2 separate regions of the Mus musculus genome follow, and region 2 is linked to region 1. A link is a loop called in an ENCODE intact Hi-C map of the cell type or tissue named here. Cell type or tissue: gastrocnemius. All regions are shown on one strand. Each heading gives the region's core, and the rest is flanking DNA. Links, peaks and the distances in the headings are about the cores only. Region 1 holds the start of Baz2b (bromodomain adjacent to zinc finger domain, 2B). Region 2 holds the start of Gm13572 (predicted gene 13572).

What was found. A loop is a pair of places that touch in the nucleus more often than their neighbours do. Peaks named below come from ENCODE experiments on the same cell type or tissue, not always from the same donor. Only the 100,000 strongest peaks of a DNase experiment are listed, where the experiment ranks them.
Region 2: a loop joins it to region 1, with 7 times the contacts of the local background. A loop is called at or near these places in 18 of 42 quality-filtered maps.

Annotation. Positions count from the first base shown.
Region 1 is chr2:60,117,347-60,132,846 of GRCm38, forward strand. It overlaps Baz2b (bromodomain adjacent to zinc finger domain, 2B), which reads right to left and starts at 8,394. Exons shown (of 36, transcript NM_001001182.3): 1 at 8,117-8,394. In gastrocnemius, for the core only: no CTCF peak of the experiment used is centred there; DNase peaks (open chromatin) are centred at 7,600, 8,024, 8,245 and 9,714; H3K4me3 peaks cover 5,561 bases; H3K27ac peaks cover 7,326 bases.
Region 2 is chr2:60,027,364-60,042,863 of GRCm38, forward strand. The region is part of intron 2 of Baz2b (bromodomain adjacent to zinc finger domain, 2B); the gene reads right to left. It overlaps Gm13572 (predicted gene 13572), which reads left to right and starts at 9,778. Exons shown (of 2, transcript NR_166198.1): 1 at 9,778-10,166; 2 at 11,305-11,479. In gastrocnemius, for the core only: no CTCF peak of the experiment used is centred there; DNase peaks (open chromatin) are centred at 9,192, 9,725 and 10,140; H3K4me3 peaks cover 1,854 bases; H3K27ac peaks cover 1,823 bases.

The sequences.
Region 1 (15,500 bases), core at 2,811-10,810:
TTTTTTTTCAAAAGAATGCTGAATTTTGTGTTTTACTGATTTATCTAATCCTTTCTCTTCGCTCCTCACGCTCCTCACAATCACCTGTGTGATGAGAACTGGAAGGCAAAATTCCAAACCTTCATCTCAGCGCAAAGCTCCGGGAAATCTGAGGGAATCTCGGGAAGAAAGCCAGGTTTACAGCCTCCACGACTCCCACAGCCCTGGGAGCAACCCCAGGGCAAAACAAAACAACAACAACAAAATCCTTTTCTCTCCTCTGCTTATTCACTGATGAGACTCTATGGGGCAGAGAAATACCTGAAAGCACAATTGTCCAAAGGGAAAGAAAGGACATAGAATAGTTCACAAAATATTCTAACTGCCTAAAGTTTGTAACTCACAACTGAGATGCAACGCGGTGCCCTTTAATAACCTTTGAATTTATTATTTAGAAAAAAAAAAAAGGACAACATACTACCAGGTAGATTAAACCTGGCCATGTACTCTGCTATATTACCAACATATCCAGTCATTTGTGAAGCCAAGAGAGAGTAAGACACACAGTTAGGACTGTTTCTCAGCCTTGAAGTGTGAGACCTACTTCAGCATTCTGCATGCAAGCACGAGTGTGAAGACACTACCATGTCATGTGGAAAGCTCAGGATAACTGCATCATCACACATCCCTCGGGTATGCATTTATCTTAACACATACAAAGCAATGCGCTCCTCCTTGTCGCCCCGAAAAGGATAAACACACGAGCATTTGCCACGGGTTCCTCCCACTCTGACTGGAAGCTTGGGGTGCTCAGGTTGTTTCCTTTTCTCTACTTAGTTACAAGTGACAGCCACGTACAGGAGGTTAGGAGAGCTGTAGTAACAGGTACCTTTTAGAACGTGTAGGACTGCTCACTGGTCCTTCCAGCAACTAGAGTAGCTGTAGCTGTATAGCCTTCACATTATTCTAACCCAGTTAAAGGCCTGTCAGCTGCCTCTCATCTTGCTTTCACACTACCTACGAGCTAAAAGTACTACCTCCTTTCTACGTAAGAAGACAATATTTTACAAAGTAATTGATAATCTATTGTGTCTCAAACTATTTGTAACTGTTAGTTAAACTATTAGTAAACAATAGAATTCTTAAGTAAAATCAGCTTGGTTTTTTATCTGAACAAAATTATAAAATCTTATTACCCAATATTTTAATAGTTGTATAATTTAGATTTCTTTAGGCAGCTGGCTGGATTTTAGACAAAATTAAATATTTTGCAGATACGATACAACCATTTGTACTTGTTCCGTTCTAAGGTCCTTCGTTTTATTCAGAATTCAACTTAAAGAGATTATTTAAAATGGAAGCTGTTGTGTGTTGCAAACACAGCTAAAATGAAGAGCTTCTGGGGCAGCGGTGACTAGATTTTAAATGCAGGTAGATCAATAAAAAAAAAAAAACCCCACCTCACACGGCCTCCGGGTGGGAGGAATGCTTTATAATAGCTTGCAAATGACTGTGTGCTTGCTGTAACCAGCTGTTCTTAAATTATGAATATGCAACCAATTCACGCTAAAGCCCAATCCCAGCACTGTCTACCGAGAAATCCCAGTAGCTCTGCTTGTTCTCCATGTTAGCTCTGTTAAGGATACAAATAGCAGTAAGCTGCCGAACAAACAGGACCAAACTATTGGCATTTCATGCACTAGGTCCATTATCACAGCAGGGAATGTCAATCATTGTACATTCCTATAACAGCTCACGCAATATGACAATGATCTTGCAGGGTAAAAAAAAAAAAATCAAAATCTCTGCGGCACACTCAAAAGTCCTTCTGACAACCTAGTGCTTCCTCAGCACAGCCAATCAGACAGGCAGGCCTGATCTACAAGAAGACTGCACTAAGCTTGAGACATTTAAAAACATCAATCATAAAAACAAAGACAGGACATTGAATTATACAGTATTAACCTCCAGGGTTTGCATACAAAGACCTTAGATTTATTTATGTCCCAGTGAGTTAAGAGCGCCAGTGCTCTCTTCTTTACACCAAGCTGACTGCCAATTTGATGAACCTCTCTGCCCTCAGCAGGAGTGCACGGTCTTTGATTAATGAGTGCATGTTTGTAGGAAAGTGTTAAGAGGAGAAAACAGAAAGTGGAAAAAAAAAAAGAAAAAGAAAAAAAGAAAAAGCCCACACAATTATGTAGACACAGAAGTGAAGTAGCAGGGCAGAAACTATCTTCAAATCATATGCACATCTTTCTGACATTATAAACCTATACAATCAAAATGAGTAAGGTTTCACATCTATGTATTACCTTTGTTATTATCCTCAGTGCTCAGCAATTTTTATTTAAATGAACATTATTCCAAGGCCAAATTACATGCAAAGCCTTATATAAGAAGTATTTCTAAACAACTTCATTTTCAAAAATATATAATAAAAACAAATATGTGAGATAAAACTATTTCGCCTCATACTGTCATAAACATCTATTAAAAACTAGATGCTTAACTGACATTAAAATTTCATAATGAATAGGAAGTTTTAAGTTTAACTGTTACGTATTTTATAGCTCAAACTCTTTAGTTGTCACAAATCAAACAAAACTCGAGACAGATTTAAAAGTCATATAAATTCATTTAATTTTCCTACTTCCAGCAGATGTTCCGAATATATTACAACTCTCTATGTTTTTTCAAATGAAATTAATATTCTTATTATTCATGTATTATTTTGTTTTTGTTTTGCTTTTGGGTGTTTTGAGACAGGGTTTCTTTGTATAGCCCTGGCTTTCAGACTGTCCTGACCTCAAATCCAGACATCTGCCCTCCTTGGTCCCCCATGTGCTACGATTAGAGGTGTGCACTATCAAGTCCCACCAGCCATAGTTTCTAAGTAACACAAGCAACAGAAACACATGCAAATTCAAGTTTAAACTCATTACAGACTTGCCCAGCATTGTCCTCCCTTAACAATATCATGCTAGTATCTTCTGAAAGAGCAGAGAGTACCTGCTGGAACTACAATACTTCCTCTGACACTGAGCTAAACTTTCATGCATCTTTAAATAATTTTTAATAGGCAACTCAATTCACCATAATTTGGTTTGTGTGACTATCTGGCCTGACAGAGATATCTGTTAAGTAAATACAGTTCTTCAGAAGCTAGACACAGGGCCAGAGAGATGTCTCAGTAACTCGGAGGGCCTGTGTTTAGTCCTAGAACCAATATTGGGTGGCTCAAAAAAGCCTGTACCTCCAGGTCCAGGAAATCTGATTCCTTTGGTCTCTGGGGATGGGGGACCTGCACACACCTGCACAAAATCCTACTCCCAACCCCCCCCCCCCACACACACACACACATAATTAGAAATAATACAAACGAATCTTCTTTTACAATGAGATCCATACGGTTTAATTCAGCAGCATGATTTGCATTTTAAGGAACTTTATGGCTACAATACAAAGACTAGGGTGTTGTACTGCCTCAAGATAACCTCTAACTTTAGTGACAGTAATGCATGACTTCCCTAAAAGACTTATGATCATAAACTTATGATTTCAGACCCCAGAATCACTCAGAGGTGTGTCATACAAGTTGAAAATTTGCTCATATTATACAGGAAGTCATTTTCTGTTGTTTTATTTGAGACAAAGTTTCTCTCTGTATCCCTTGCTATCCTGGAACTCACTCTGTAGTTCATGCTGGCCTCAAACTCAGAGATCCAGAGTGTTGGCATTAAAAGAGTGCCCTGCCACTTTATAGGGAGTCTTTTTTTTTCTTTTTTCTTTTCTACAGGAAGTCTTTTTAATAGGACTTATTTCAGCAAATTATGCCTTCCAATAATCAATTTTACATTTTATGTATATATGTTTTAAAGTATGTTATACTCTTTGAAGAGTTCTTAAATTTTATTCTACTTTAAGATCTAAAACTTTGAGAAAAATTAATAAATATTGGTATTAAAAAGGGTCTCAAAAATAATAAAACACACTGCATTCTGGCACCACCATCAGTTGTTCTCTTTCCCTCCAGTTTTCTTACAAAGCACCTCTGTCTTGTGAGACTAGTAGCCTTTATTCTTACCCTTTGCTCCTTCTTATTTCTCCTCCAACCCACAAAACAGAAAAAGTACAAAGCTCAGGAAAATGATACAGCTGGAATACTAAGTCCCAGTAGAGCTGAAGCCACAGGTAGAAGTGGCACAAGCCTGGGATGCCACCCCAGGGAAGACCCTGGACAGGTCAGCAAGAAACTGCAGTCAGACCCTTCCTCTCAAAACAAACACAACGGATGCAATGAAGGCCCTCGCTACAACAAACGCATGGCTTTAGTTTAAGAAAATCACTAAACAGCTACTAGGAGGAAAATTTGGAACAGGGTCTTATGAATTTTTAGTCTTATGAATTTTGGCCTCGTTAGAAAATTACAAGCAGAATGGTCTACTTTCCAACAATTATTCCCTCTCTGATCACTTCCCACAGTAAACGTTTAAAGAAACATTAAGCCAAATGAGCCAGTATTTATTAAATAAACCACGATATTTTAAGACTTTATTACTCAAAATATTTAATTTTCTGTAATTAAAAAAACCTCCTAAAATACTTACTAGACAATTTGATTAATCCCTCAGGAAATTAAGTATATTAAACAATCACTGAACCCTGATTACATAATTTCTTACAGGGGTCAATTCCACTTTATGACTTTGCTTGCACTGTGCCATGTTTCTTTTTTCTTTTTTCTTTTTTTGGTAGTTTTCTAAGAAAGACTAGTTCAGTCACTCTGAAACTACAATTTCAAAGCCCTTTCTTGTATGAAATCTTTACACCTATGCGTTATCAAGGTCTAATGTGCTACCTTCCACCTACTCAAGGAGATAAGACAGAAACCTTGAACTTCTGAGCAAAGGTGGTATCCCACATCTTGTATAGTAACACAAAAGTAGCAACAAAGACATTAACAATTGCAGTTCAAGCTGGGAGTGACTGTTCTGTTTCAATTCAATGACACCACTAATGGCTTCTTAGCAGCTCCATGAAATCAACCAGCTGTCAAGTTGATGCATCAGAAGGAGCAGCTATGCACTCCCATAAGAACAAGCAACACATCAGGATGTTTGGCAAAACATCTGCTCCTTTACTGCAACTCTATAATAAACATGCAAACAAAGAAATGAGAGAGAGGGCAACACGTTCAGAATTCCTGGCTTTCCCTTACAGCTTGTGTGCATTTTAAATGAGTGGCTTAGATACACGAAAAGCAAATTTCAGCTAAGTCCAATACTTTTTAAGATAGTCTATTCTTTTGAAAAAGCTAAATACACTCTGATTCTTCCAGAGAGACCAGAATCACACAAAATATTTACATTTATAAATAAATAGTAAACCACATTCATCAAGTCAAATCATAGTGTTATGTACAAAACTCAAATATGAAAACTAAAATATATTCTTTTACCTCACACACTATTTAGTAAATGAGGCTGGCAGTATTGTAATCCATGCATTTGCCAAGACTGAGCAGCTAAGACCCCATTTTCACTAGCATAAAGAGTGAATGTGCAAGCTTACCCTAGTCAGTGTATTAGTTTAACCAACAACATTTCAGATAGCATTATCTAGATTTTACAATACGTGCCTAGTTCTATTTTTCTGAAAACCATTACATGAACATACTAAGTTCTGATAAATAACTTCCTATTTTAAAAGCACACAACCTGATTTCCTAAAAAAATAAAACTCTTTGTCACGGTTGCTTAAATATACATTTAGCATTTGCTGCAAATATTTGTAAAATCTTCCTTTTCTACTGAGACACACAAATGCCGTAGTGTCATCTAAATTATTGATTGTGCAGCAGTGTTTACAATAGGTGTGAGACAGCAACGGACTTAACTACCATTTTCTTAACCTGCTTATCCTCTGTTGCTTCCATTTATAATCTGCCAAATCTTCTAGTCCTTTGTTGCATGTATAATTTAGAGCCATCTGTTCTATGTGCTTTTAACTATTTAAACATTTTTCACCTACCTACAGTTCACTAAACAGCAGACACTCAATTCAGTTAAGATTTCTATGTAGCATTTTACACAGAGCATATTTCTGAGTAAATAGCAGAAAGCAGCATAGAATATTCCACAGACAGTTCAAACATACCACTTACAATGGAAGTTTTCGAATATTAGACAATCTCCTTAATGTAGTTAGAATTTTTCTATTAGCTTCTTTTTGTAAGTTCATTGTAGTCAATGTTTTTTTCCCCAACCCAGAAGACAAAGGGAATGCAAATTAAATACAGGCAGTTTCAGGTCCCTGTTAGAAGAGATGTAAATATGCTGACTGAAAATGACTACTGGAGACAAAGTTACGCTTTTCCATTCAATTTACTGTGCCTATTTATATACTCCTCAGTGAGTGTAGCATTAAGTAGGGTCATGTGACCAGCTCAACTTTTTTTTTTTTTTGGTAAGGTGAAAAACTATTTTCGACAAACAAATTTAAATTGTAGTTTTTATCATTATTTTTATGATGGTTAATAAAGTTTACATCAAAAGACTGTAAATTATCTATTAAAGCTAATTCTGCCTTTTATATGCTAAACTACATTTTTTGCCAACCCTTTGACTTTAATATTCACTACTAAGATGTAAAAGTATCAAGAATCTGATATTCTGATATTCTGTATAATTCTTTTAAAATGTAAATAGCACGAAAGAGGAGAACACAATTGTAAAAGGGGAGGTAGACACCCCAAGTGATGGATATATAAATAGTAACTATTCTCAATTTGTTAGATCTGTGGAACCTCCCAAGAAAAGAACTATATTGTTACAAATACACTTAAAAAATTTTTTTAAAACCCTCGTGCACAAAACTAGGTGGATACTAAGTGACACAGTAAAAAGTTTCGATCATTTTTTAAAAAAATAATCTTCCACTTGTTACCAAACATGGTTTTGCGATCCGTTCTGAATGCAAAATACAAAAATAAAGTGCACAACTTATCACTAGCCTCTAAGTTACACGATTCCGAAAAACGAGAAAATTTTGAGGAAAACAAAAAACCACTTTGGGGAAATTTTCTTGATAAAAGTTTACATGACGTCACATGGCCCCCTGAACCGTTCCTAACTTTGAGCCTTATCCAGGCACACTTTTTTTCATTTCTATGGCTCCTTTCCCTTCCTTAAAAATTAAAAGAGACAGACAGACTTGGGAATAAAAATTGCCCAAGATGGCGAAACGCTTGTTGTTTAGAGGGCAGGGGGAAAAATGGAGGATATTGTAATATACACAAAGGGATAAATTTCAACAACTCGGCCACGGACTGCAGCTGCTTCTCGCTTCACAAGGAAACAACACACAAAAGATAAACACGGAGGAGAGGGGAAGAGGAGCCAGCCCCCACCCCGCGGGGCCGGCTCCGAGTCCCGGCACACTTCCTAGCCTTTCCCGATCCCAATTCTGGGGTTCGCGGAACTACTTTAGGGGAGGGGAGCGGGGCGTCGCGGGGGAGGGAGGACGCGGAGCCCGAGGACCCGGAGCCCAGCCCGCCAGGCCGCCGCGGCCCCAGGACGCCCGGAGCCCTCCCGGAGCCGAGCCGCCCGGTACCCGCCGCCCGGGGCCGCGGCCCCACCCCCACCCGGCTCCGGAGCCCCAGCGGCCTGGCGCGGTTCGGCGGGAGCGAGGCTGCGGGCCCCGGGCGGAGGCGGGGGCGGCCAGGGCCCGGCGCCTCGGGAGCTGCCCCGCGGGGCGCCGCAGCGGGCCGGGCTGGAGGACGCCGCGAGGCCGGCGGCGAGGGCGGCGGGCACAATGGAGGGACGAGGCCCGCCCGGCCGCTCGCTCGCCCGCCCGCCCGCGCCCGCACTCCCAGCAAAGTTTCCGTTCCGCGGAGCCCGCACCCCCCACACACACACCCCGCCCGGTACCAGGGCCCCGCGCCCCGCGCCCTCCGCCCGGGACTCTAGTCGGGACCCCAGAGCCACCGCTGCGTCGCAGCCGCACAACAAAGAGCCACACCGGGCGGCGCGGGTAAACAGCGGCGGGCGCCTCGGGAGGGCTCCAGCCCGCAGCCGCCGCTCTCCGCCCGGAACCCACCTCGCCCGCACCCCCGCACCCCGGCTCTCAAACTCACCTTCACTTTCGAACTGAGTTGCGGGGGAAGGGATTTTCGCCCTTCCCGGGTGCGGGTTAAGCTTTTCGGAATCCCCACCGCCTCCTTATTTCTCTTCTAATTCCTGCCAGAAAGTCTAGGGAGTTGGAGTGGAGGTGAGATCCGTGATCGCGAAAGCCCTGGCTCCCTCCGTCCCCGTCTTCCGCCGCTCGCTCTCTGATTAGTTCCTATCCAGCAGCAGATTGAAGCAGGAGATGATTCTTCTCAAGGTTTGTTCAGCAGCTTCACTTCTAGGCGAAGGCTTCATGAACCAAGTGACGTCAACCAACAAGGCTTCTCTCTCTCTCCTCTCTCTAACAATGAAAGTTGCTGTTAACAAGGGAAAAAAGAGCGAGAGAATTGTTTATACCATTTCAGTTCCAATAATAAATGACCTATCAGCTCTAAAAGGAGCCAAGGGAGGGGGCTGCTTCTTCATTCCAAGAATACTGTATCTTTGAGTTTGCACCGCTCCTCGTCCCAAGAAAAAGTTAAGAAACTTACATGTTTTGTTTTGCTTTTCGGGGGGCGGGGAGGGGGGGACAGAACTGAATACTTAATTTAAAAAAAAAAAAACTTAAACGGACTGTTAGGGAACACAGATAAGCCATCTCCACCAACTTTTATGTTTGTAAACTAGGAATTGTGTTGGAGTCTACACGCTAAATTAATATGCCAAGAATTTGTGCATGCTAGGGCTTTAAAAAGCAGGGCGCAAGGCGATCTCAAGGTAAACTACTAATGCTTTTCCATGGACGAATTTAAATGCTTGTGATGTTCATGGTGTGAATCAATAATATTCAAATGAATAAACACTAAGTTCTTTTACAGTTATTTGTATAATCTGTAAGCCGTAATCTCATTTTTTTTTCTAGTTTCGGTTAAGAAAAAAAAAAAAGCTAGTTAAACTGTAAGAACTAAACACTTTAAAAGACTAATAGCCCATTACCAACTAAACGTGCTGTGCTCCATCAGAGCCCCAGAATGTCAGCTGGCTGTCTCAATTTTTAACCTTCCACTCCCCAATTCCCTTCAACCAATCAAGTTAAACTAAAGGCAAAGAACACCCCGTTCCCTCCAACAGTGTACCCGCAGTCTCCTAAAAACGAGTTAAAAAAAAAAAAAAAACCCCTTAACCTAGGTACACGTTATTACCCACGAAGACAAAAAGGTCATTTAAAATATATATATATTAAGGTGTTTATTAAGAACACAATAAACTCTTGAAGTTTGTGTAATTACAAATTAGATAATTTAGTTTTCAGAATGAAGACCAAGTAAAAATGTAGTTCTCAGAGAATGATTTGCCCATGTATTATTTTATGCGTGCATATGTGGCTAGATGTATCCTAAAAGATGCTATTGTTTTATGTTTCCTCCTCAGCCACTGGCTGTGATTTTAATTGTGCTGGAGGATCTTCATTAGTATTAACACATGGGGAGATTTCACAAAGCTGCTTCATTAGGAAGGAAAAAAAAGCTGGCAGACTAGGTCTTTTTGCATGCTCTGAGAATGTCAGCCTTACCTCGGTCATTTGTAACATAATAAGTGCAAGTACAATGATTGCGAGGCAGGAGCGTGGGGGAAGGGCGGCGATGCTGCTGTCTAATAGGGGCATCTGAAAAGACGGCTGCTCATTACATAGTAATGTATGCTAAAAATTAGTGAAGATGATGTCTCGGGAGACTGATGCTAAATAAATTAATGTGCTGATATGTTTTTAATTATTATTTTTGTAGTAGTTTATTTCAATCTTAGGATTCACATTGAGCAGCAGAGCTGTGCGAGCACTTATTGATTTTTTTTCCCTGCCACATTCCCGGAATACAGATTTTAATCATTTCACTACACCACACTCAGTAATTTCATTAAAACCTGGAATCTTCCATCCCCAGAAAAGCATTTAATTTCAATGACATACAATTTCTCTTTTAGCAGCAGACTGTCTCTCTAGTAAAGCTGGCCTAAGGTTCAAATGCATGATTTAATCCTGAGTTTGCCAGGCTTTGCGCTCCTTACAAACTATAATTTCAGTAACTACCTAATAACTGTAATAAAGACAATAATTCTCCTACAATATATTATTAACTCATATTTAATTAACTCAGAGGCCAAGCTCTGCACATGTATGACCAGGTCACCAATTCCACCATCTCAGAATTGACTAATAATATCCAGATAAACACAGATTAAAATGTAAATATGAAGGGTAGCATGTAGCCTAGGATCCTAAGTCACATCGGAAAACTCTCACATTATTCTATAATGGCGGTCATTATTCAGATGGAACTTAGCAATAGCTCTGTATATAAAGTTGAATGTTGATATTTCAATATTTGTTACTGACACTCTACCTAGATAATATCAGTTTAGGAGACTAAGGAAAGGGGGATGCTTTCAAGTTGTCTTGATTTCCAGAGTTCTCTTTCGATGCAATTCTCCTTAAACAAAGATGACTAATACACCATAACTTCTACAACTCAGAATGTTATTCTGCTTAAATATGTCACGCAAATACCCTCCAAATATGTATTTTTACAATCTTTTAAAGTAAAATTTGATCTAAAGACACTAAGTTGGTTTCCAAACAATGGGTTTCATAAGGATATGTGACTTACATTGCTTGGCTTTTAGTGTGTGTGGGAGAGGTATGGGGAAGAAGTATAGTAACTAAATTATGGGAACAGCAGAAAGAAAACTATGTGTGTATACATAATAATCAACTAGTTACTATAAAAAAGTATCATTCCTGTGAATGATTATAGAACCAGAGTTCAAAATGTTTTCAAAGTGTGTACATGAAATTTACATTGAAGCCACCACCAACAAAAAGTTGTCTTTCTCCTTTCTGTGACCTACAACACAGTGAGCTGCAAACTGAGCCTGGGTCTTTTGAAAAGGTTTGAACACAAGAAGTGGCTATAGGAAAGAGTTTTATATTATGTCTTTTCAGAACATTTGAAAACTTATAATCAAGAGTTTCTTATATAATCAGGAAATCCTTTGGTGGCAGTCTCAAACTGCCACAAAACATAAAATTTGATGTAAATCATATTTGATATCTAAAATTCTAAACCAATTTCTATATTTTCCTATCAATAATAAAAACTTCATTTTTATATTAAAATATAGCTTTGGCTCCTTTCATGTCATTTGGTCATTGAAAGTGCACACACACACACACACACACTTTGTTTGAGACAAAGTCTCTCAACATGGCTGTGGCTGTCCTAGAACTCACCTTGTAGACCAAGCTAGCCTGGGACTCAGAGATCCACCTGCCTCTGCCTTCCGAGCGCTAGGATTGCAGGCGTGCGCCACCACCCTGGACAATTTAGCCTATCTTTTAAACTGACATTTTAAAGTAATGATACACTAGGAACCTTAGGCTCTATCACGCCAGCACTGGCACGTTCGGACAAAGCTGGGCTCTGCTTCCTGTAGAGATCATGTCATCCCTTTCCATGTTTTCTCTTTGATCTTTGCACTGATTAACTCAAGAGTTGAGAAAAATCAGATAAAATAATGACTATAGTTATAAAATTATCTGGTTCCCACAGCACTTCGTCTTCTACCTGAGATCACCTAATTCAGCATTTAACCATGTGCATAGTTGTGAGAGGATTTAATGATGGAGCAATCTCCTCTACTCTTAATTCTGAACTTCTGTGTACCGTCTACCTGCTCTACAGACTAATTATGGACCACTATGAACTATAAAGTGTTATACTTGTTTCCATAAAGCAACATCTGGTTTAAGGACCAAGGTCGAGAGATCCAGTTTATTACCATTAATACTGCCAGTGGTTCCGAAAAGAGTAAGGATTCTATCTGAACAACAACAACAAAAACAAAGCCCCCACCCCCTCACACACACACACACACACACACACACACACACACTGTAGCAGAGGTTCTCAACCTGTGGGTCTCGACCCTATTGCAGGTCAAGTATCATATTTTCATCATGATTCACCACAGTAGCAAAATTGCAGTTATGAAGTAGCAACAAAATAACAATGGTTGGGGGCACCACAACAGAGGGAACTATGTTTAAGGATGGCAGTGTTAGTAAGGGAGGGGACACAGCTCTATAGTGCACTGAGCTAGCCAGGTCATTTCTTGTTTCTGTCCCAGTTGCTAATGAAGCAGTGTTTGTTTTCACTCACTGAATTTGAGTGCTTGCTGTATGCTATGCTTGAGTGCTTGCTGTATGCTACGCACTGTGTGAGAAGCTGCAAAAACAAGAACTCACTTTCTGTTTGATGTTGAAAGTGCAAAATTGCTAAGAGACAATCCACTTTATAAAAACACATTAAAGTTTTGTGAGATTAAAAATGGGGTTGCTAAATTCTGACTGGGCTTAAAAGGCTTTATCAAAGACTGCATTTGAATGGGATCTCATTCTAAGCGCTTATCTGACCAAAGAGGTTAGGGACTGAGGGGAGAGAGGTATTCTAAACTCAAGAATCACTGTTTACACAGCCCCTGCTGGGAAATGCAGTTAAGATGGACTGAGGCAGTGCAAGCCTTTAATCCCAGTACTTGAAAGGCAGAGGCAGAGGCAGGTGGATCTCTGAGTTCAAGGCCAGGATGGGCTATAGAGTGAATTCCAGGCTAGCCAGTGCTACACAGAGAAACCTTATTTTGAAAAACAAAACAAAATAATAATATTATTATTAACATTATTATTAATAATAATATTATTAACATTAATAATAATAATAATAATAATATAAAGAAGTTCAGTGTGTGGAATGAAGAAATGACAGAGATGGAGAGACTGCGGAGGAGGAGGAGGCCGTATGAGGAGGCTGCCATCTGATACTGAAAGGCTCAGGTTGTATGGTAAGGTGGGGGGATTTACCCTGAGAGCCAGCAAATGTTAGTAAAGGATTAGCATGATTGACCTTGGTTTGAAGGGATACTAACCGCACAGGCGGTGCAGATGATAGGCTGGAGCATGAAGAGATTGTTTACTTTAGAATAGTGGTGCAGGCCGGCACCCAGGTCATCCAGTCGCTGGGAGACTGAGGGAGAGTCCCACAAGTCTAAAGCCGGCATGGGTTACACAGCAAGGCTCTATATCAAAATAATAACTAATAACAAATACAGTGAAATAAATAATTCACAAAAGACTCTGTAGAAGGTAGTGGCATTGGAGGCTTAAACTCCGATAATCTGGGGCAAATTTTCAGTGTGACTAAAGGATAACAGAATTAAGGTGAAGAATGAGTTGGGGAAGGGTAGAGGGATTGCTAGCTTAGGGAATTGGGTCAATGCTGGAGTGCCTAACTACAGTCCAGGTTGTGTAGAAAAATGTCAGTCGTAAGATGGTTGGCAATCAGAGTTGTGTTCGACAGGCTTTTATTTTTAATGGTAGCTTCCAAAGTCAAGTATGAAACTTCTTCAAAATATATATACCCAACTTTGAACAAAGACTCCCTAGTTGGCCAGACTCTTCTTCTCTGGCTCTCACCTTGCCTCCCCCCACTTGACTTCCTCTCTAAAAGTGTTTGTGGGAACTAACTGCCATAAGCAGAAACTCATTTCAACATTCATGAGCGAAAGAAAGCTTTAAAAAGGCAGAGTGGAGGGCAATCAGACTAGACATTGAATTATTGTGAAGCATTTATAAGTTAGCTGTTGCTAAGTGACAAGGATGCAAAGCCAACTCAAGTAACGACATGTATGTAACAGAGATAAAAGGTGTGTCTCACAGCAGACACAGACAGACTTTAACTAGTGTTTAACTCACCGAGTTTCCATACTGAAAAAGATAAACTTTGCTCTTTTCAAGAATTATTTTCAAAGAGATCAGATGGTTCCATATAAAATGTGAATCTTGTAGTGTAGAACTATAGGGGAATCCCTTAGAGACAGGGAAACCCTTCCTAGCCATGTTGAAATCATATCCAGTACAGTGAAAGACTGCTGAATTTCATCACATCAAATTCATTTTATGGAAAAGGGGGACCCCTCAAGAGCAAAGTAAACCCATAAATGATGGGCTGGGAAATGCACTTTTCCACATACACATAGCTCATAACCTGACATAAAATGAGGAGTTTTAAGCAGTGAGGAAAAGAACTGGGCAGCAAAATGCAGGAGATAGAAACAGATTTTACATGAAAAAATGCAAATGTTTCTTAAGTGAAAACACTCACAACCTTTGTACAATGAGAAATGCAAATTAAATCACTCAGATACTATTTCTCATCCATTAGCTTGCCAAAAAGAAAAAAATTCTAAGTTTTATAGTACAGTCTCCTAGAAAGGCTCACGTGAGAAATGGGGTGGCCCATACCCCATTTTTACATTTTAGTTTATTTGAGTACAAAATGGAGAAGAAAATGCCAACATGGTAAATTTCACAGCTTCTAACAAAGTTATACAAGTATGTACTTTCGGAATAGCAAATCTCACTTTCAAAAATCCAACTGAAAATGGTGAGAATGGGTGAGATACAGAAAAGACTCAGAACTAAAGCAAGTGTCTGCTGTGGGACAGTGGACAGAAAACCCAAGACACTGCTACCCAGCAGAGTGCCAGGCCCATCTTCAGGAATAACACAATGCGACAAGGAGTACTTAACAGTAAACTGGGAGAACACTGCACCAAAAAGCAGGTAAGGGGAGAAAGGTGTATGCGCTCCATCTCTGTATCCTACCCACGCTGCTGTCCAGTGAGTGATGCAGGAAAACGGCAAACACAAGTTTACCCAGGAGGTGGCGGGGCAGGGCGGCAAAGGAAGGGGCGAGTTTGTGACTTTCTCGTAAAATCTGTTCAGTACACAGGGTTGGAGACCTTTGTAAACTCGAACTAGAATTGAGTATTTAAAAGACACTCCATGGAATGATGAGCTTGTATTTTGATGGCAAAACTGCACAGGAAAGAATCAGCCATGTCTTTTCCAAAGGCTCTGAGAGCTTGGGGTGTGGCTCAGTGTGGAACACATGCTTAACACCTGTGCGCCTGCACTCAGCCCCGAGCGAGCAGGCACCAAGGGAGCACAGGCGAATCCTACCCTACTGTAATCATACAACCCTGCAGAACCCTAAGAAAAAGAATCTCAGAGTAGCAATGAATTGTTATTGTTATCAGTAACAATGTCTTTGAGCTATTGCCCATGTGGTCTTCACGCATAGTCTGGGAATGAACAAATAAATAAGCTGGTGTTTGGAGGAAATTAACCTTTGATTGTGGGCCAGATGAGAATCACGAAAAACTGCTCTGCTTTAAAATGAACTCATTCTGTAGTTTATATTTAAAACGGCCTATTTCTTAGCATGTGCCCACTGTAAATATCAAGAGGTGAGGACTAGTGTGACTTCACCCGCACACAAGCACAGTACTCAGGTTACA
Region 2 (15,500 bases), core at 4,607-12,606, 88 kb before region 1:
GTTCCGCTGTTTATGATTTGAGACAGTTGCTGTGACTACTGTCCGATCTCATCAGATCTACTGTTGGATGTGGAATGCTGACCAGCAGGCCTGCTCATCCCAAGACAATCACACTGTTCTTGATCTAGAGGAACCACTTCCAACCTTTCGTCACAGATGGTCATCCGGGTTTGGTAGTAAAAGACTAAATGGCAATACAGCCTTCAGAAGAGGAGAAGGCTCTGACCCTGTTTGACCTGCTCTGATCTACAGCAGTTTTATTACTGTTTAAAATCAGCAACAACTTGACCAAATGCCTGTCACAGGATCTTAACCCATGAAAACAGTTTTGGGGGAAAGAACGTAGATCACCTAGGTTAGACGGATTAGCATTTAGCCTAATCTATCATTCAAAGCACATCAACAAACAGACTACTTAAGGGCCTGAGTCAGACCACTGGCCCATCGTGATGCTCATTTTGAACAAAGCCTCCTACACCCACTCTGCTCTATTCTCTTGTTTCCATTAACTTTGCATTCTTAGTTTCCTTTTTAAAAAATGTTAGTGTTTTTCTTTTGAGATAGAATCCTACCAAGGTGGTCTCGAACTCACAGTAACCCTGCCTCACCCTCCCAAACTCTGGGATTACAGACATGAGCCAAAAAGGCCTCGTGTCTTTATTATTTTTTTCTATTTGATGATCCCATTTTTTATTTATATAAGATCCCAGCTTTCCTCGGTGATCGTTTGATATCCACCAATTTCAGTGCTTCTGGTTGCTCTGTGGAAACTTCTCATCCTTGTTAAAACTGTTAGTAAGCAGTTGTAACCCTGAATTACAACTCTTTCATTTGTAAACCCAACCACCCTAACCATAAAACACAAACAAACAGACAAAAAAATAATGTAATCTTATGCTTAAGTAATGGTGGCTGTTTTGAGTATTAGCATATGCAGTATGGTTCTTTCTGGTCTTTGTTATTCTTTTCAGCAACAACAGATTCATCTTCTTTTTTTTTTTTTTAAGATTTAGTTATTGTATGTATGTGAGTACACTGTAGCTGTCTCCAGACACAGCAGAAGAGGGCATCAGATCTCATAATAGATGGTTGTGAGCCACCACACGGTTGCTGGGAATTGAACTCAGGACCTCTCGAAGAAGAGCCAGTGCTCTTAACCGCTGAGTGGTCTCTCCAGCCCAACGGATTCATCATTGCTGATGTTTTCCTATCTTTCTGAAGCAGTCAACTTCTTTTAGGTAATTCTACACACTATCAGCAAGTCATAGAAAAATGCAATAATCCCATATCTAATGACCATCCTCATTTCATCATCCTATTTCAAGTTTTTTAAAAAAATCATATGAAATAAGCTGTTTGCTTGCTGCATGCCTGTAACTCTAGCACATGGGAGCGGAGGCAAGGAGAGACTGAAAGCTGGTGGTCCGCCTGGGCTAGATGACAAGTTCTGGGACAGCCTACCTACATAGTAAGGACTTTTCTTAAAACAGAAAAAAACAAGAAAGAAAAGAAAAAGTGAGGCAACCATCACAAACAAAAAGCAACAGAAAAGAATGAACATGAAGTTGGGTATTAGTGGTGGCGCACCTGTAACTCCAGCACTCAGGAAGCAGGAGAATCTGGACGATCAGAGCAGCTGCATAGGGAGTCTGAGACCAACCTGGATGAGCTAAAACCCAGCCTCTCCTTTCAAAGAGCATGCCTGGGGATTAAAACTGGAGCCCAACGCAGGCTAGGCAAGTGCTCTTCCACTGCACAGTGAGAGGCCCTACCTTAAATGAAAAAGAAGTAAACAAAATAGAGTAAGACAGAGCACTGGGAACAGGAGCCTGGCTTTCCTGTCCAGCTTCAGCACTAGGTACTGTCATCTGACACTGGCAACATGCCCAACATAGCTAAACCTAAACTTTCCTCTGCATAAACTTCTCAAGTAACCTTAAAAAGGTGAACAAAGCCGGGTGTGGTGGCGCACGCCTTTAATCCCAGCACTTGGGAGGCAGAGGCAGAGACAGGCGGATTTCTGAGTTCAAGGCCAGCCTGGTCTACAGAGTGAGTTCCAGGACAGCCAGGACTGCATAGAGAAACCCTGTCTCGAAAAACCAAAAAAGATGAACCAAATAGTCAAGCTTTGTTTGATCTCTGGATAAATATACCATAGTCATTAAGACAGATGTCATCTTGATTTGTATATTTCTCCTATTGTTCAATTAACTTGATCTACAGTGTATGTCGCATAAAATTTTCTGATGATAGCTTCTTATTGGCACAAAAGCCTTTTCTAGGCATTCTTACTTTTTATTTAAAAATTGCATTTTTAGGCAGGCAGTGGTGGTGCACACCTTTAATCCCAGCACTTGGAAGGCAGAGGCAGGTGGATTTCTGAGTTTAAGGCCAGCCAGAGTGAGTTTTAGGACAGCCAGGGCTACACAAAGAAAACCCTGTCTCGAGAAAACAAAAACAAACAAACAAACAAAAATTACATTTGTATTATTACATTCTACCTATGTGAATGCTTTGACTGCATATATTCTGTGCACCATGTGCATATCTGGTGCCCTCAGAGCCAGAGGAAGCCATCAGATCCCTTGGGATTGGAGTTACAGATGACTAAGCTGCCTAGATGGTACTGGGAATCAAGCACTGGTCCTCTAGAACAGTCAGTCCTCAACTGCCAAACCTTACCTGAGCTTCCTGAGTGCCAAGATTATAGGCTTGTGCTGCTAACCCTACCTCTCCTGATTTAATAAACCGTCAAAACCTTGACATTAGACTTTGCTTCGCTTATTCATTTGCTTATCCACATTTCCAAGGAATGTCTCAGATTCACGATAGCAGGGAGTTTGGGCAGCAAACCCTGCTGGCTTGCTGGCCTTGCCTGGTTATGTTTCACTATGCACACAGCAATGCCCAGATGTGAAACAAGTCCCAAACTGAACCTTCTGACTTCTGACTTCTTCTTTTTTTTTTTCCATTTTTTATTAGGTATTTAGCTCATTTACATTTCCAATGCTATACCAAAAGTCCCCCATACCCACCCACCCCCACTTCCCTACCCACTCCCCCTTTTTGGCCCTGGCGTTCCCCTGTACTGGGGCATATAAAGTTTGCAAGTCCAATGGGCCTCTCTTTCCAGTGATGGCCGACTAGGCCATCTTTTGACACATATGCAGCTAGAGTCAAGAGCTCCGGGGTACTGGTTAGTTCATAATGTTGTTCCACCTATAGGGTTGCAGATCCCTTTAGCTCCTTGAGTACTTTCTCTAGCTCCTCCATTGGGAGCCCTGTGATCCATCCATTAGCTGACTGTGAGCATCCACTTCTGTGTTTGCTAGGCCCCGGCATAGTCTCACAAGAGACAGCTACATCTGGGTCCTTTCAATAAAATCTTGCTAGCGTATGCAATGGTGTCAGCGTTTGGATGCCGATTATGGGGTGGATCCCTGGATATGGCATTCTCTACATGGTCCATCCTTTCATCTCAGCTCCAAACTTTGTCTCTGTAACTCACTTCTGACTTCTAAGAATGACATAAAAGACTGGTTCTACAGTTTAAATGTGAATGAGATACTAAGCACAAATACCCTAAATACTTCAAAGCTCGGTTCCTTGTGAATACTTTGATGTTCTTGTGATCAACTTGGAAATATAACTTAACTTAAACCAAGGTACATAGTACAATGATCTTTCAAAAATTCACTTTAGTAGATAAGACTTGACTTAAAAAGGTATGTTTATCATATATGGCAATCAATTCATTTAAAATCCTGATGAGTAAGAACTGACATTGTGAAAGTGAGTTACACAACACGTCTAGCCTGAAGCTGCTTCTCTTCTTCCTCTCTCGCTGAACACTGCTATGTTGTTCAGCCTTAAGACACTGGCCTAAGGGATACATCCTGCCTAAGTCCTAAGTCGCTGGGCTTACAGGTGTATATTACTGAACCTAGCCACCAAATGTTTCCAACATACAGCCAGACTTGAGAATCATCTAGCTACCTAGACAAGTACCTTGAATAAAATAAAACAAATACCTTTGTTTTAGTTTATTGTAATTATAATGAAATAAAAAAACTTCAATTTTCAACTCAAAGTACATATGCTTTGAAATAAAAATAAAAACACTATATATGTATGGGTGGATACACACACACACACACACACACACACACACACACACGAATGTTCTCCAATATGATAAGTCACATAAATGTATATTCTAACCATCAAGGTTTAGCAGGCTCTTTGATATAAGAGAGGACAAGAAAGACAGCTTTGATTGGTAAAGCAATTGGTGCCTAAGGACCTGAATTTGAGCTCCAGAGCCCATATAAAAATTGCAGGCAGATATTTATAAAAATATAAAAATAGTTGCAGATATTTATATATATCTTCCCAGTGTTGGGAAGACAGAAACAGGAGGATATCTATCTGGGGTTCACTGCCAAGCCAGGACAACCTAATTCATTAGCTCCAGGTCAATGAGAAACTCTGTCCTAAAAGGAGATGTCCGGCAGTCCTGAGGGTGATGCCCAGGGTTGTCCTTTAACCTATGTAGATATGCGCCTGCACCTGCGCCTGCACCTGCGCGTGCGCATGTGTGCCTGTCTACTGTTTGGGCTTTCCTATATCTTCCTCTTACGGAAATTTGGTGTTAGAGCAAAAGGCTTCTTCTTACTTCCCATTTTCACTATTAAGAAATTAAATATAAGAAATTCTCCAAACAGGCAGAAACACACCACCTACAGAAACATCAGTGTGTATTCCTTTTATTATTAAGTCCCTGGGAAATAAGTACTCCAAATTCAATCATCACAGCCTATGAACCCTCACCCAGTCTGGGAATGCGTACACCCAGACTCCTCACTGAGAGCAGCGGCAGCCCTGTGCACACAAACACCTTCACACACAGCACGTTTGGCTGCTGCTTTTCTTCCTTTTTCTCTAAAGAAAAATATGTGATGTGCTGAAAGCTATAATCTTATTCATAATTTTTTTATTTTACCTTATTACTATTTGTGCTTATGTGTGTGCGCGTGCTCACGTGGCTGCCAAGACACGCCAAAGGGGGTTCTGGGTGATTGGTTGTGAGCTCCTTGACCTAGGTGCTGAGGATGGCGCAATGGTCCTCTCTGTACGAGCAGCAAGTTCTTTTACCTGCTGAGCCATACCTCCAGGGCCTCCAAGGGTTCATACTTGGTCTATACAATTAAGGGTTTTCTGAACAGCTACTAAAGCACTTGACAATTCTCAAAAGGCTAAGCATAAAATGACCACATGAACTGAAAGCAGAGACTTGTAAAGAGTCTATCCACTGACAGACAAGTGAATGGCACACAGCATAGATGGTGTTGCTTTCGGGTTTTTGTTTACACAATTGAATCCTGTGAAGCAGTAGGGTTCTGAAAGTGCTACAGAGGGATGGTCCTGGGAAACTGCGCTAAGTGAAACAAGCCTGCCCCAAAGAAGCATACATTGTGAAAGTAACCAACGCTACGGAGTTAAACACATCAAATGGTCAAGAGCCAGACATCATGGCGCAGCCTTCTAAGCAAAGCAGACAGACGCACACACATCTCTGTGAGTTCAAGGAGTAGCCTGGCCTACATGCTGAATTCCAGGCCAGTCAAGGCACTATAGTGAGACTCTGTCTCCAAAGAAAAGGAATGATGGTCAACACTGGGAGTATAGGCCAATGGTGGAACACTTGCCTAGCGCACCCACGAGCAAGAAAAACAAAAACAGCACTAGCAACAAAAACCAACCCCTTGGGAAAAAACCACTAGTGCAAATGATCCGATTTATGATAGTTTTCCAGTATGACGGAAAACAAATTCATTGAACTGTGTATAATAAATGGGTGATTTGCTGGATAGTGAACTGCATCTCTAGAAAGTTATTTCTTAAACTAGAGTTTGAAGCCTTTTTTGGGTGCTCAGGGATCTCACTCCGGTCCACTCTCCGCACAGTTCCACCTCTGGCACTCTGCTTTCCACATTTCCCTTACTGTTAAGTCTAACTATTTTATCTTTCACTCTTTTGGCAATGAATCTTGTACCCTTTTTGAAATGTCTGATATCTAAAAATTACTATAACAAATTTATTATTTGATTATGCATTGCTTAAACTATCAAATCAGTACTCATACTTAATATCTGTTTGAATTTTTATTTGCCAAAGTACATTTGTAGTGTCTCAGGTTGTCAAAACAGAAGCTAATAATACACTGTATGTAAAGGCACATGAATTTCAGCCCTAGACTAGCACAAACACATTAAGTGAAGTTTTCGATAAACAATAAACGGTAAGAGGAGCACTGCAGGAAGCTACCTAAGAGCTCTGGCCATCTCAAGCAATACAGTCACACGTAATTCACTAGACTTACTTAATATGTGCAACCATGAGATTTACACAGAAATTTGTGATTGTCCTTTTAAAAAAAGTCTTCTTCCCTCCCCCTCAGCCCCTCTTCTCCTTCCTCACACTGTAGCTGAGACTGGCCTTAAATAAATTATACCCCAGGCTACCCTCAGACTCTAAAACCCCTTAGTGTTGCCCTCAGTGTTGGGAAATAAAAAAAAAAAAAATGCTGTCCAAATAAATACTTTTAAAATGAGTAACATACTGACATTTAATGTGTATGTTAATATTTTCTATGCCTAGATAGAAATAGTCAAAATATATAATTCTAATTCTCTGCAGTTAGTAAAATTGTAAAAATTACACATAATTTAAGTACAATTCGTGTAAAAGATATTTTGGAGGCCAACTAAATCATTTAAACACCTTATTTAATGATTATGATAACATTAAAATAAATTATACTTAACAAAACTTGTTAGCGTATCATAATAAAGTAGAAGACGTTAACGGAAGGTGTAAGAAGTTTGAATGAACTGTTTCTATTTGAAGAAATTAGCATACAACATTAAACACTGTATAAAAACTGAAGAGACCTGGGCTGAAATAACTGTGCCCAGATGCTTGGATGCTACCCCAGTTGGTAAGTACGTGAAGAAGATAACCACAAGATGCACAAAGGCCTTCCGAGGAATCTCTGTGTGCTTTTTCTCTTAGGCTGGGATAAATCAAACTCGTTCCTCAATAGCAGTTTAGACGGTCATCTCTTGGGTGAATCAAGTCCTGATTCTTTATCCCTGCCCGACCTGGCTCACCAGTAAAGCTGCAGTTATCTATCTCGAAGCTGACGTCAGCAGCAGCCTTCCGGTCATCCTTCTCCCTCACATCCGTAGGCATCCTCAACAATGCTTTTCAGTTTTACCTTTCAACACATTCAGAGTTTAAATTCTACCAAGCCACTCCCTCTGTTAGATTACTATAAGAACTCTTTAAACAATGTTCCATGAAGACAGTCAATTCTCAGCTTAGCCAGCGGAAAGATCCTTTAAAAATACAAATTAGATCTATGCAAAAGCCTGAGTTGCACTAAGTCCCACCTGGAGTCTGAAAGGTCTCATGTGACAGACTCTCCCTCCTTACTTCTGAAATACCCAACACCTGTTCCCACTCACCCGCTCCTCACTCTTCCCTCCAATCACAATGGCTTCCATTTACTTCCAGGTCCTAACAGGCATGCTTTCTGCCTGGAAGGTTCTCCCTCAATTACATTGTCACTGCCCAATCACCACTTTGATTGTGTCCTTCCTAAGACCAGAACAGCTACAAAAATTACCCTGCTCCATTTTCTTCAGAGTTTTTTCCCCTTTTTCTTTTTCTTTTTTGTAACATTTACTGTCTAACAAGCTACGTATTTTACTAATTATCCTCTATAGCTTATCTCCACCTGAACACCTTTGGGATGCTTATTTGCTGTTATTTTCCAGGTATCTAGAACAGTCCAGACTACACGCAAATTCAGTATGTAAATGAAGTGGGCTGCACCAGCTCAGAGGTAGAGTACCTGCCTACCATTCTCTAAGGCTCTATCATCAGAATGTCAATAAAAACAATATATTGGCTCTCACCTTGTACAGCCTTTAGCTGTTGTGTTTACCTGCACTGTATCAGGTATCAAGCCTGCTAAATTTTTGCTTCTTCTATTAAACTGTAAATTTTAGAGACACAGATTTTGTTTGGCTTCCTGCTGTAGGTAATTGTACTTCTTACAGTGTCTGATACTTTGGAAGCACTGTATAATATTTGATAAATTAATCCATCTAAACCAAAGATGTGAGCACCCGCCTTTATGATATAAAGTGTCTTAAAGTGTGACTCTGGCTTCTGCTCCTGTGTCTCGCCTGACTCTCACACTGGCTAAAAGACCTTAGTCCCATTATTTAGATTCTCTACAATTATTTCTTCATCAATGGAAATGGGAGCAATGATACCATGCCTAATGTGATTACCATGAATATAAGATGACAAATTAGCTCACCGGTTTCTATGTAACAATAAATGGCCTCTATTACCTATCATTACAAAATGAAACAAAGGTTCTGCTGTAAATTTTATCTTGATAACGACATAAAACATAATATTTAGAACCTTCTTGAAATACTACAATAACGTATTAAAAACTATGGAGTCAAATAAGACAAACTTGATGCCAGTTCTGGAAACAAAAGTAGCTTAATTCTCAAGAGGCGCTAGATTATTTATATTTCCCTAGAATACTTTCAAATTATTATTTTTATTTTAGATTCTATAGCCTTCTTCAGAACTTGCAATTAATTTTTAATAATTTTAAAGTGTTATCTCTTACATAAACAAAATACCTACTACTGGAGTTTAATTATTAACAACAAGAATACTTAAGTAACTTACACTTACCAGTGTATAACTTACACTCATTCTTTTCTATTCTCTGAAGAAGCTCCTATTAGAAAAATCAGATGCACACTTGTGACTCCTACTAATTGACCATCAGCTTTCTGCGTATGTTAGTCATGGATCCAAGAATATCCATAATTCTTGGGTAATGAAGGTTTAAGAAAAACAGAGTTCTGCTTAAATTAGATAATCATTTTCATTGTAAAGTCATAAATCTTATGCTTTTTATATAATAATATAATAATAAAACATTCTCTACCTTATAAAACCCTTGTAAAACATGTTTCCTTTACGTTTGTATTACAATAAATAAACAAACACACTCTACTTAAGCACCTGGGTAGGAGACAAGAAAACAAGGCAAGCAGTTTAAATGACTGTCCCAAGGCCACAGATGGGGTGGCCGCCAGCTCCAGGATTAAAGCTGAGTGGCTATTTATTCCTTCTTATGCTTTCAGTACTTAACGTTCATTTTTATATCACAGAGCCTTTGTAATTAATGTAAGAAAACAATTTAATATAATAAAACAGTCACCACTACATTGTGACAGCATATACACATAAATTTCTTATATTAAAGATAAGTCAGAATTAATTCTGAGGGTCTGAAAACAATCTGATTTACATGTCATTTCAGGATTCGGCTTGGAGTACCAAGCAAGTGGCAGCTTACTACAATTTATCATGCTAGTGTTTTTAAGCTTGTTTCTTTAATCAAAATCTATAGTAAGTACCTGAGATAAATTTAAAATACAAGACAGAAATATTAACGAATTTTTAAAAAAATCCTCCAAACTTAAAATTGTAGTTTCTACTCTAAATGTAAGTTCAAGTTCAAGAAATACTTCTAAGAGGCTCACCAATGAAAACAGACACACAATAAAGCAAGCGGCAACGCGCTCGCTCGTTAGCAGGAGAAAGACATTCAGCACGGAGCTCTGCTTACGGTGGACCGGCTTTAATCAGGAAGTAGCCATTATCCTTTCGATTCAGAGCAGAGGCAGCACTGCACAGCCAGCCACGGTGTTTTCTGTTGAAAGGCTTGAAAGAATACTTACTATTGTATCCTAGCTCTGCTGACCCCAGAGGTCACAATATGTCTTTTATCAAGCGCTATAATGAAAACACAAGCCAAGCAAGCATTTGCAATGCTCTGTTTGTAGAAACACCTAAAATCTACCTAACACAACCTCTCCCTCACAAAACATGGCTGTCTTATTCAGAGATTAGCAATTATTGTAATGAGATACTGTCGGAGAGGGTCAAATAGTACTTCCTGCAGTTTACACATCTTGATTTCCTGGTAAACAAACTGAGAGGCAGGTGGAGCACTTGGTGCGCCGGTAACCGAGAGAGCTCACGTGACCACACCGCGCCAGGTAAGGGGCCGGCTCAGGTAATTGTTCTTTCTTAATTTTGTTAAGATTAAAACCTGCAATAAAGAGAAGGATCCTCTTCCTTCCTTTTGAAAGAAGGGTTTATTTCTGACGCGCATGATCTCGAGCTTACAATAAAGAATGCTAACAAGTCTTAAGCAGGTTTCAAAATTGGTTTTGGCAAACAAATTGTAAAAATAAGGCACCACTAATAAGGTTCTTTATAAATGAACAATAGTAAAATAAATAACTGTTCATGAATCTGCTAAAGAATGACCTTTAAATTTCAAATGCTTTTAGAAAGTAGTTACAAGAAGTCTGAGTTAGAATAAAAGGTTAAAATTTTTTTTTTGCAAAGTACGATGCAATTTGATTAGACTACTATAAATATACAGCATTTGTTGAAAAATATCGTGTGTATCAAAAGTTTGCATGAGAGAGTGATTGCCTACATTTTAAACTTTTTTAAAAATAAAATTTATTCACCTGAGCATAAAAAATATTGTTAATTTGAAAACTGCATGTTCTTAGATTTTTCCTCCCAATTTTCCTTTTCCCCGTTTCTCTGAAATTCGTAAAAATTTATCGCCTAAATTATCACAACAAAATCCGAAATACTTAACTTCATCAAAATGAAGAAGTTACTATTTTCAAAGTGTCTAGGCGATTTTTTTTAAATCTGTAAAGTTTATACTTAAAAATCTGATATTTACTACATATGTTTTTGCACTCATGAATATAATATTCAATATTTTTACTACAAAGAGTGATTAAAGACCATTTTACAACGATATAAGCATAGTAAGCATTAAAGTCATGTTGATTAAGCTTACATTAACTCATTTTACAAAATAAAAATTTTATGTACAAAATAGAAAAACCAGAATGAAAACAAAAGCAATAAGAAAAAAGCCAAAACCACCTGGACAGAGAACTCTGGGCCGAATGGACAGACAGACTCTCAGAGGTCTGTGTTATTTCTATGAGGTACTGAATCCCATTAGCACAGCAGTTGCTAACATCACTAATGCTTTTAACTACAATGAAACTGAATTTCTGGAACAGGACGACTAGGGAGCTAAGAGCTCCAGCTCAAGTTTGTGGTCAGATTCAGTAACATTGATATCCTATTTTCACACAGCATGCAAACATGGTCCTTATGTCGTCAGAGAAAATGGTGAATGGAATTCCTGCCACACAGACGTATGTCAAGACAAAACTATTATTTCAACTATTTCAAAAGTGTATGCACGACTGTGTTAGGTCCCACAACAGTTCACATTTAAACAAATAAAACGTTGAAGAGAAACAGAAAATAAGTGTGATAGTGGGTTCATTTGAAGTAGCTTTCAGCAAGTCAGTCAGAAAGGTGTGCTGATATCACAGAGGGCTGGAGTTGACCTCCAGCACCAACGCGGTGGATGGAGAGAAAGAAATCCTGCCAGATGTTCTCCAAACACACACACACACACACACACACACACACACACACACACACACACACACACACAGATGTAATTTTGAAGAGGGACAAGGTGATATGTGCATGGCTCTGTGACTTAGAAAGACTAGCCGGGCGTTGTGGCGCACGCCTTTAATCCCAGCACTTGGGAGGCCAGCCTGGTCTACAAAGTGAGTTCCAGGACTACACACAGAAACCCTGTCTCGAAAAAACAAAACAAACAAACAAACAAACAAAAACAGAAAGACAGACTACAAAAGGCTCTTGTCCCTCCTCTGAGGTTTATTTCAAGCCACCCATGGCTCACCCAGACACTTGTACAGAGCGCATTTAACACAGCTAACTGTAACTAGGGGAGGCTGTAAAGACTAAGGGCCTAAGAAAGATCCCTGACAAGTCTAACAAACTAGAGGGCTATTTAGCATAGGTGTGAAGGAGCCAGTGGGATGCAGAATGAGAAGTGTTCACACCAAAGGCCTGTCTGATCCCTGAAACTTATAGAACAGGTTCCTCAAGTAGGTTCTCTCACCGTCACCCTCACACAGTAGCAGATCAATGCTTGCACTCACACTCACACATCCACACCACACACATATCATACATACACATCACACACACATACCACATACATATCACACACACACTTATCACACATATCACATACACTACACACATACCATACATACCACACACACACACACACATCACACACACATACCACACACACACATATCATACACATCACACATGCATATCACACACATCACACATACCACACACACACATATCATACAGATACCACTCACACATATCACACACACACATCACACACATACCACACATATCACACACACAACACACACATATCACACACACACACATCACATACAACACACACATACCACACATATCTCACACATACATATGACACACACACTTGTACACTACACAAACTGACATCACACACATATTACACACACATACTACATACACATCACATACACATCATGTATCACACACACATACCCCCACCACCACACATCACACACATATCACATGCACACACACATCACACACATCAAATCACACACGAACAAATAAATAAGATAAAAACTCTTCTGTAACAAACATTACTTATATTCTATCTTATACCAAAAAAATTTAAAGTGACTTACAGGTAGAAGGAAAATTGTCTATTAAATGTAAATTCATATGAACAAAAGAAAATAATGTCCAGCTATGGAGCCGCACAGCTGCAAGGCTAACTAACACTCAGGAAGCTGCAGGAGGAGAGTGAGTTGGAGGCCCTGCCTGGCTCATATGGACACTGTCTCAAAGCAAGAACAGCACAGTTCAAGGTCTAGCTGGACACAGAAATGCCATGGATAGGCTCCTAGCAAGGGATCCCAGGCTCATGGCTCTGGACTGCGGGAAGTAGTCAACAAAAGTCTTAACTCATCATCAGTTGCCTCTTCACAAACAAACCCAAAGCTTTACCACAATCAACACAAACTTATGTTTCAATTAAAGTTTTCTCAGCACATGCACAGAAATTAGAACAATGACGTTGCTGTGCCCATCCTCCTTTGCCATTTCCTCAGTATAAGTACAGTCACAGCACAATAAAAGGTGACTTATCGTTATTAGGGTCATGTAGCCAAGAACTGTACTGTATATAATCTGAATCCACATATACATATAAATATATGGATTCAGATTATATATATCTTTGTTAATTTCAATTTCATATTCGAAATTCAGTTTTTAGAAACTCAACTTAGCCTGCAGGCTGAGTTGATTAAGCATTCAGGGAAAGGTGTGGTTTCAGAAAGGCAGGGGGAGTTTAGGATATAACTGAGGTAACTTTACCAGAGACTCTAGCTCCTCTCTCACTGACCTTTCATGGGCTTGCCCCTTCATCTGCCTGTGAGCAAGTCTATGATGTCATGGGCTTGCTCCTTCATCTGCCTGTGAGCAAGTCTATGATGTCATGGCTTGCCCCTTCATCTGCCTGTGAGCGAGTCTATGATGTCATGGGCTTGCTCCTTCATCTGCCTGTGAGCAAGTCTATGATGTCATGGGCTTGCCCCTTCATCTGCCTGTGAGCGAGTCTATGATGTCATGGGCTTGCTCCTTCATCTGCCTGTGAGCAAGTCTATGATGTCATGGGCTTGCCCCTTCATCTGCCTGTGAGCAAGTCTATGATGTCATGGGCTTGCTCCTTCATCTGCCTGTGAGCGAGTCTATGATGTCATGGGCTTGCCCCTTCATCTGCCAGTGAGCGAGTCTATGATGTCATGGGCTTGCCCCTTCATTTGCCTGTGAGCGAGTCTATGATGTCATCTGCCTGTGAAGGAGTCTAGGGTGACTTTATTTTTACATGTATCCCCACCTCCACACTGAGCTCTGCACTTGCCCAGGTGGAGCTTACTCCCCTGTGACTTTTCCCTCTTACTCCAGGGGAAAGACAGCGAAACAAAGAATAAGAAAACTTCCTATGCCTCACTATATCATTTAAAAAAGAAAACCCTCAAACATTACTCTATCACAAGTCAATTGATATGACATAGACTGCATACAATTGAAATTCAACAGTGCTCCACTGATTTTCAGGTGCAATAAATAGGTAATAGCAAATCCAACAGTCACAATGGGGTGGGTCTTTTTCTCCCTTGTAAAGATGTTAACATTACGTCCTATGACTTCTCACTCACTATCAGTTCTAGCTTCCTCAAACCCAGGGTGACTCTCTCCTGGAGTCTTGATAATTGGGCCCACAATCTTTCCCTCACTAACTCTGAAAGAGCTTAGAAAATTTTCATTTACATTGCTCATAATGAATGAAGCTCAATATGCAGCAAATTCTTTCAGCACAAATTAACTTACTATGAATACAGAGCAGATCCTGTTTACTTAATATAGCCAAGATATTGTTAGGATTGAAGTTCGTGGACAAAAGGTCAGGTATTATCACATATGTTCTTGCATGCTATAAAACTAATCTGTATTTACACAAACCCAGGTTCTCATATGGGGCCCATTCTTAAGAACACTAGCCCAAGCCAACAGACTTCATAAAGTGCTGTCAAGCCACCAAATGACTGCACTGACAACAGCGTCCCCTCCTGTTCCCTGGCTGAAGTCACTCAGCCTGTCTGAACCAGGTTTCAGTGCTCATCTCAAACCAAAACCTCTGGAATAGTTTATCTCAGCGGTAGTTATTTCTATTACAATTTTTGCTATTGTAAAAAGCAGCATCTTTCAAATCTTACTTACCATATTTTGTAATAAAAAAGACCCCAATATTTTAAAATGTTAGAAAACATATGCTTACATAGCTAATAAAATTATTAGTGCAATCAATTGAGCTTATATGCTATTCACTAAAATTTATGTGATAATTAACATGTTTACATTATTTAACATCTTATAATTGTAAACAGAGGACAAAAATAGAAAATATCCATAACACAAATGTAAAGGCCTCTGAGAAACATATTCAGCAACAATAGAATCCAATTTTCCTTCTTTTCCTTAAAAATATGGTAAAGAAAAGCAAAGGCAGACATATGTTCCAGTAACTGCAGCATCAGAGAGACACAGGACTGCGAGTACAAGATCCATTTTGCTGCAGCAAAACAGACATTGCATAACAATGAGATCTGCTAATGAAAGCAACCATCAACCTGAGATACACATGTATTAAGGCAGCCTCGGAGCCACTGCCTTCTGCATCGTTTGTCCCTCCTCTGGCCTTTCGTGAGCCCCTGACCTGTTTGGTGTTTTTGTCCTTTAGACTGAAGAACTCAGTGCTGGGACAGGAACACCCAGGCTCAGGTCATACAGCACTGATCCTGACCCCCACATTTATTTTG